Regions from separate parts of the Homo sapiens genome. Here region 2 is linked to region 1. Evidence: chromatin contacts called from ENCODE Hi-C or POLR2A ChIA-PET data. All regions are on one chromosome and are shown on one strand. The core of a region is the stretch at or near the end of the contact, and the rest is flanking DNA. Distances in the headings are between cores, read along the strand shown. Region 1 overlaps P3H2 (prolyl 3-hydroxylase 2). Region 2 has its middle 65 kb from the start of P3H2-AS1.

Region 1 (3,183 bases), core at 141-2,640:
CGTTGGCCATGCTGTCTTGAACTCCTGACCTCAGGTGATCCACCCGCCTCGGCCTCCCAAAGTACTGGGATTACAGGCATGAGCCACTGCACCCGGCCTGCTTATTTTATTTTTTAATCTGGCATGTGATTTGTGAAATGAATGCCAATTGTGATCTAAACTGGTTAGAAAAAATAATAATAATAATGCCAAGTTTGCAAATTAAAACTCCAACATATGTTTAATGTAGTCTCATTGCTTTTTTCCGTTGAATCTGAGACTGAAAAGTTCTTAAGAGTCATCTGGCCAAACCCCACTCTCTCCTCTGGTACTTGCATCTTCTGCAGAGTTCTGTCAATTGTCCCATGACCCCCTTCTTGCACGCATTCAGCAACAGGACATTCACTACCTTCCAAAACAGCCCATTCTAGCTTTGGGCAGCTTTGGCCATTCCAGAGTCCTATACTTTGTCTTCTTAGAATTTCTACCAAATTTCCCTCAATCTATTGGTCACAGCCATTCCAGATAGATCTAAGGTAGCCATTCAAGTATGAGTCCACTGAATCAATGTGGTTAATTCAGTAGAAAATGTTGTTCTTCTATGAATGTTTTTATCATGAGCTGCCAATATCTTAATGTACCTTTAGATAGATACATGCATATCTCTATTATGGGAGCTGCTGCATCTTCTCTGTGTTTCCTCCCATTTGTTCCTTAGTCCCTTTCCAGCTGTCCTGTCAGTCAGGAAAGGTCTCTCCATATCCTGAAGAATTTTGTTCAGAGAACCAGAGATACATGATACATACAGCAATGTCATTTCTTTGTTCTTCATAAATTAGCCATGACTGGGGCAGTGAAATTCTATTTAGTAATATAAATTTAAGCCACCTCAGCTGCTCTCTCAGGGAAAAAAAAATAATACTGTTGCTTCCCCAGTTACAAAAGTTTGGGAATCATCCCCCAAAAAATATTTCAAAAAGGTATTATTTCCAGAGGCCAAAGAGCATACACATGGATGCAAAAGAACTGTTGACTATATGGAGCCAGTAACAGCGTGGTAAATATATTTGACTCCTGACAATAACAAAAGCAAGTCCTGAAGACAGCTTGCATAATGGGAAATGGATTTTAGCAGAAATTCTTCTCTGGATTTCTCTTCAGCACATTCACCACCAGCAGTACCGTTATGTGTTTGCCATCGAGCCACACCCCTAAGCCACAATGTATTATGCATGTGCCGAGTTGCTGAGTATGGCTGATGCTGCAGCCCTTGTTAGTTAGTCTTGGAGAAGGAGCAAACACTTTGTTTGTGGATTCACAAGAAAACCTCTACAATCTATTTCCTGAAAGGTTTTTCTCTTTGACTTGAATGATCCTGACTTTTTGATTAAAGCCAAATTACTCAGGACATTGGAATGGTGAAAACTGGCCCCAAGAGGGCAGAAAAGTGCTTCAATGGCAAAGAGAACTTGCTAATGCCATAGACACATATGTCTCTGTATATACACAGAAATACTAGCCCAAGTACAACAGATCTGAGCACGTCAATGGAAAAAAGGTGTTTAGATTACCCTTCTCATGAATTGTCAGGTGGCTGAAGTCACAGTGACCGATTCTGTAGTTCCTTATGAATTCATCCTCTTATTATGAAAGGTTTCACAAGCAGTTGGTCAAGAATTATATGAAACTTTGTAAGGAAGTATTGTTCTACTTGGCAAAGATTGCTTCTATTTTAACATCGATTTTAACTTATTTCACCCATCATTGTGGTCTACCTTGATGAACTAATCACTCACATTTGCCACTAATTCAATCTCTCTTGCATCTAGATGCACATTTCTACAAAATAATAATAATAACAAAATCATGGTTATCATGTATTGTGCCACCTTGCTAAGCACTTAAAATGCATGTATTGTATTTAATCCTTTTAACATCATTATAAATCAGGTGTTAATAGTCCCATTTTTACAGATGAGAAAATCAAGGCTTAGATAAGTAGGCCAGGTGTAGTGGCTCCTTCTTGTAATCCCAAAACTTTGGGAGGCTGAGGAGGGAGGATTGCTTGAGGCGAGCAGTTTGAGACCAGCTTGGGCAACATAGCAAGACCACTGTCTCTATAAAAAATTTAAAAATTAGCTGGGCATGGTGGCAAGCACCTGTAATCTTAGCTACTTGGGAGGCTGAGGACAGAAGATTCCTTGAGCCCAGGAATTTGAGGTTGCAATGAGCTATGATTGTGCCACTGTACTTCAGCCTGGGCAACACAGCAAGACCCTGACTCAAAAAAGGATAAAAAGATAAGTGCCTTGCTAACTCCACTACTTAATGCTGCAGTTTAAGTTAGATATAGGCATAAGAGGGAATGAACTGTAAGTGCTTGTTGATGTATTTATGTATGCCCCACTTAAGACTGTTGTACTCCTTTCTAAATTATTCACTCTTTCAGGTCAGAACAAGTATTTCTATCTTTCCTTATAATACAGCCATCGGCAAACTTCTTACACCGTAATGGCCCAGGATATTACAGAAATACATGCAGAAATCTTAGTGTCACTGTGACAGACACAGGAAGAAACTACTGGATCCTATGCCACTCATCCTTCTCCAAAACACATATGAATATGTTTTGACCAAAGCCTGCCTTGAGAAAGCCAAGATAATTGCCATTCATTTCAATAGCTGGGAAGATTCAATGCAGTCACTTTTCTGACTTGGCATTTAAGGAAGGGCTAGTTAGACAAACAGAAGCGAGGGAAACCAAAGAAGACTGGCCCTCCCAGTGTCTGTCAACACAGGCTCCTCTCAGGCAATGGAGATTAAGGATGCTGATGTTATTTTTAGCCACATTTCCCCTGGAGTGAATGCCACTTCTTATGCCAAAAAATAAGGTATTTCTTTCCATTCCAAAAGTCCACTGTGAAAACTTCATATTCAGAATACCTGAGAGAGTTTAAATGTAGTTTTCAGAACCGAAAAATTGTCAAAATATTCAATAGCATTTATTCAGTGACATTTATTTATTTATTCTTACATGATGAGACTAAATCATATCCCTTTATCCCTATATCCACAGATGTCTGGATGCTGATGACTGTCCCTTTATCCCTATATCCATAGATGTCTGGATGCTCATTATCGTTTCTATTACCATTAATTTTGCACATTTTAATAGTAAGAAGACAGATGACCTGGGTCTGTCTT
Region 2 (3,194 bases), core at 337-2,836, 170 kb after region 1:
GAGTGGTAACAGTCACCTCTTCACCAGTCTCCTTGTTCCCATTGTCAGTCTTCGTATAACCATGCAAATTGTTATCAGAAATTGTTATCAGTGTTTTCAGAAACTGTCAATATCATTCTTCTTTTCAAAAGTCTTATTTTCCCTGGGACACACAAAAGTAAGTACAAATTTCTTAAGATGAAATTGAAAGACTCCCGTAGTCAGCCTGAAATCCCCTCTCTTATTTTCATCCATTACATGTATACATGTATTAGTCTATGCTTTGCTGTTGTTGTTGTTTTTCTTTTTTTGAGACAGAGTCTTGCTCTGTTGCCCAGGCTGGAGTACAGTGGCATGATCTTGGCTCACTGCAGCCTCCACCTCCTGAATTCAGGCGATTCTTGTGCCTCAGCCTCCTGATACCTAAGACTACAGGTGTGCACCACCACGCCAGGCTAATTTTTGTATCTTTAGTAGAGACAAAGTTTTGCCATGTTGGCCAGGCTGGTCTCGAACTCTTGGCCTGAAGTGATGTCCCCTCCTCAGCCTCCCAAAGTGCTGGGATTACACGCATGAGCCACCGCACTAGGCCTAGTCTGTGTTTTAAAGGAGACAAGCTACTTAACAGCTATAATCCCTATCGCAATCTGAGTTGTCAGTTTCTGTCACTACACCAAGAGCTCTTGGAGAGCAGGGATGGCTCCTTATATATCTCTGAGTCCTGGTGGCAAAACTGCACTTGGTGGCACACTAGGCACTGTAAGTGTTTGTGGAATTGATTGGTTGCTCTTTTAGCAGGATCTCTCCCTACCTGTTTTGTCTCTCACACTACAACCTCTCAATAAATAACTGCTGATTGTTGTCTAAACTAGTGCTGCTGATTGTTGTCTAAACTAGTATGATCTTTGAACTGCTAACATCGGCTTGATCTAGGAACTTGTTAGAAATGCAAATTCTTAAGACTTGATCCAAGTTTTTTTTTTTTCTTTTTTTTTTTTTGGCAGGGTCTTGCTCTGTCACTCAGGCTGGAGTGCTGGAGTACAGTGGTGTCATCATAGCTCACTGTAACCTCAACCTCCTGGGCTCAAGAGATCCTCCTGCCTCAGCCTCCGGAGTAGCAAGGACTACCAGGTGCACACCACCACACTCAGCTAATTATTTTATTATTCTATTTTTGAGACAGAGTTTCGCTTTTGTTGCCCAGGCTGGAATGCAATGGCCCAGTCTCAGCTTACTGCAGCCTCCACCTCCCAGGCTCAAGCGATTCTCCTGTCTCAGCCTCCTGAGTAGCTGGGATTACAGGTGTGCCCCATCACGCCCAGCTGATTTTTGTATTTTTAGTAGAGATGGGGTTTCTCCATGTCGGTCAGGCTGGTCTCGAACTCCTGACCTCAGGTGATCCATCCGCCTCAGCCTCCCAAAGTGCTGGGATTACAGGCGTGGACCACCATGCCTGGCCTAATTATGTTATTTTTTGTAGAGATGGGGGTCTAGCTATGTGGCCCAGGATGCCAAGAGTGTGGGAATTAGGAAATCTCCAGAATCGTTATGCATGCTAAAGTTTGAGAAGCACATTCCTAAACCATTACCAGGAACGAACTTACAGATTCTGGGAAGATGCTGACTCATGTTTCATTTAATAAAAATGTGGTTATTTAACCAGTGCCAAAACGCCAAGGCGGGGGATTCCATTAGTTGGTAGAATCTTAAGACATAGCCAAGATAAAGCCTGAGTATTGGCAAAGGTGGGACAAAAGGCAAGAATTTTTAAAGTCGCTTTGCTTATGATGGCTCCAGCTGTAGTGTTCTGCCCCACTCCCAATGAAAAATAGCAAAAATCAGCACTTGCTAAGTTCACACAGTATAATGAAACTCCCCTGTAGTATAGTGTTGCTGTGTGTTAGTCAAGGGCTAGGAGGGTGTTAATATGTTAAGCCTCACAGAAAATACAATTTTATTGTATAGGAACCTTTATAATACCAATCCTTTATTCACTAATTAGATCATTTATTATTTCCACTAATATTTATTGAGAGCCAATGATGTATAATCTGTATGCTAACTATTGTGGAGTTACACAAATAAGTAAAAGGCACAGGCTTCACAGTTAAATTGCTGACAGTGTAATGGAGGTAACGCACAATGAATATGCAGTTTTAAAACAATGCCATTTGTATTAACTAGGAGTAAATACCAGCTGTCAAACAGCCCAGCACATGAACACTAACCCAGTTTAGAGGGCTCAGAGAGGCTTCCTGGAAAATATAGTATGTTAGTTGAGGCCAGTAGCATCAGTAGGAATTATTTAGGCGATGGGTGCAAGGAGAAGGAATGAAGTGGGGAATAGTGTGAAAGGATGTTGCATGTAAAAGATATTGCATTTATATAAGCCAGAAAACAGGGTGGGAACCGCAGCAAGGTGCCTTCATAGGACTGTAGCTTGTTCATACTGGACAAAACGTAGAGTACAAAATGGAGTGAGGAGAAATGAGGGTGGTGAGATACAGGACCAAATTGTGCAAGTCTCCTAAACCACAATAAAGTCTTCTAAACCATATTTGTCCTGGAGAAGGAGTGAAGGAGATTAGAGTGGGTGGGTGGCAATCAGCCAGAAAGCACTGAAAGGTTTTAAAGCGGTGAAATAGCTACAGTCTATTTCTGCTGTAGAAGTAGTGTGGCTACAATGTGCGTAACATTGGAATGGGACAAGACTGGAGGCAGGGAGGCCACATAGAAGAATGGTGACTTGAACTAAGTTGCAATGGAGAAGGAAGAGAGGTGGACTCAAGAGGGTAAGTACTAAGAAGCAACAGCTTGATGGTATACTGGATGTGGAATCTAAGGTGGTGCCTAAGTTCAGCCTTGGGTAAAACAGTGGGTTCACTGAGATAGGGAATTCGAGAGTTGTAGTGCAGTGGGGATCCAGGGTTGGAGGGGACAGGAGTTTTGAGACAGTGATGACTAAGTGACCTGCTTTAACCCCAAAGTGAGAGCATATTTGAAAGCTGTAAGCCTGTTGCTCTTCAAAAGCACACTGTGGGCCGGTGTGGTGGCTCATGCCTGTAATCCCAGCACTTTGGGAGGCCGAGGCAGGCAGAGCACTTGAAGTCAGGAGTTCGAAACCAGCCTGGCCAACATGGTGAAACCCCGTCTCTACTGAAAATACAAAAAAATTAGCCAGACGTGGTGGCAGGTGCCTGTGATCCCAGCTACTC

The links. A loop is a pair of places that touch in the nucleus more often than their neighbours do. ChIA-PET counts read pairs that join two places held with the same protein, here RNA polymerase II (POLR2A). Pooled maps may share reads with other maps.
Region 2: a map of aorta shows a loop between it and region 1 (2.7-fold over the local background). The contact joins two enhancer-like sites. A Hi-C loop is called at or near these places in 3 of 168 maps with a recorded cell type or tissue (Caco-2, aorta and heart right ventricle), 2 of 37 single-sample maps with no recorded cell type and 8 of 50 pooled maps. POLR2A ChIA-PET finds 5 or more read pairs at or near these places in 3 of 52 experiments (BJ, MCF 10A and WTC11).

What each region holds. Positions count from the first base shown.
Region 1 is chr3:190,016,446-190,019,628 of GRCh38, forward strand. All of the region lies in intron 1 of P3H2 (prolyl 3-hydroxylase 2), which reads right to left. Among named protein-coding and RNA genes, the nearest start is that of P3H2, 100 kb to the right of the region's middle. Within about 2 kb of position 1,391, at least 2 of the 41 ENCODE cell types and tissues checked have a DNase peak (open chromatin) inside an H3K27ac peak, as active enhancers do.
Region 2 is chr3:190,183,870-190,187,063 of GRCh38, forward strand. No RefSeq gene overlaps it. Among named protein-coding and RNA genes, the nearest start is that of P3H2-AS1, 65 kb to the left of the region's middle. Within about 2 kb of position 1,587, at least 2 of the 41 ENCODE cell types and tissues checked have a DNase peak (open chromatin) inside an H3K27ac peak, as active enhancers do.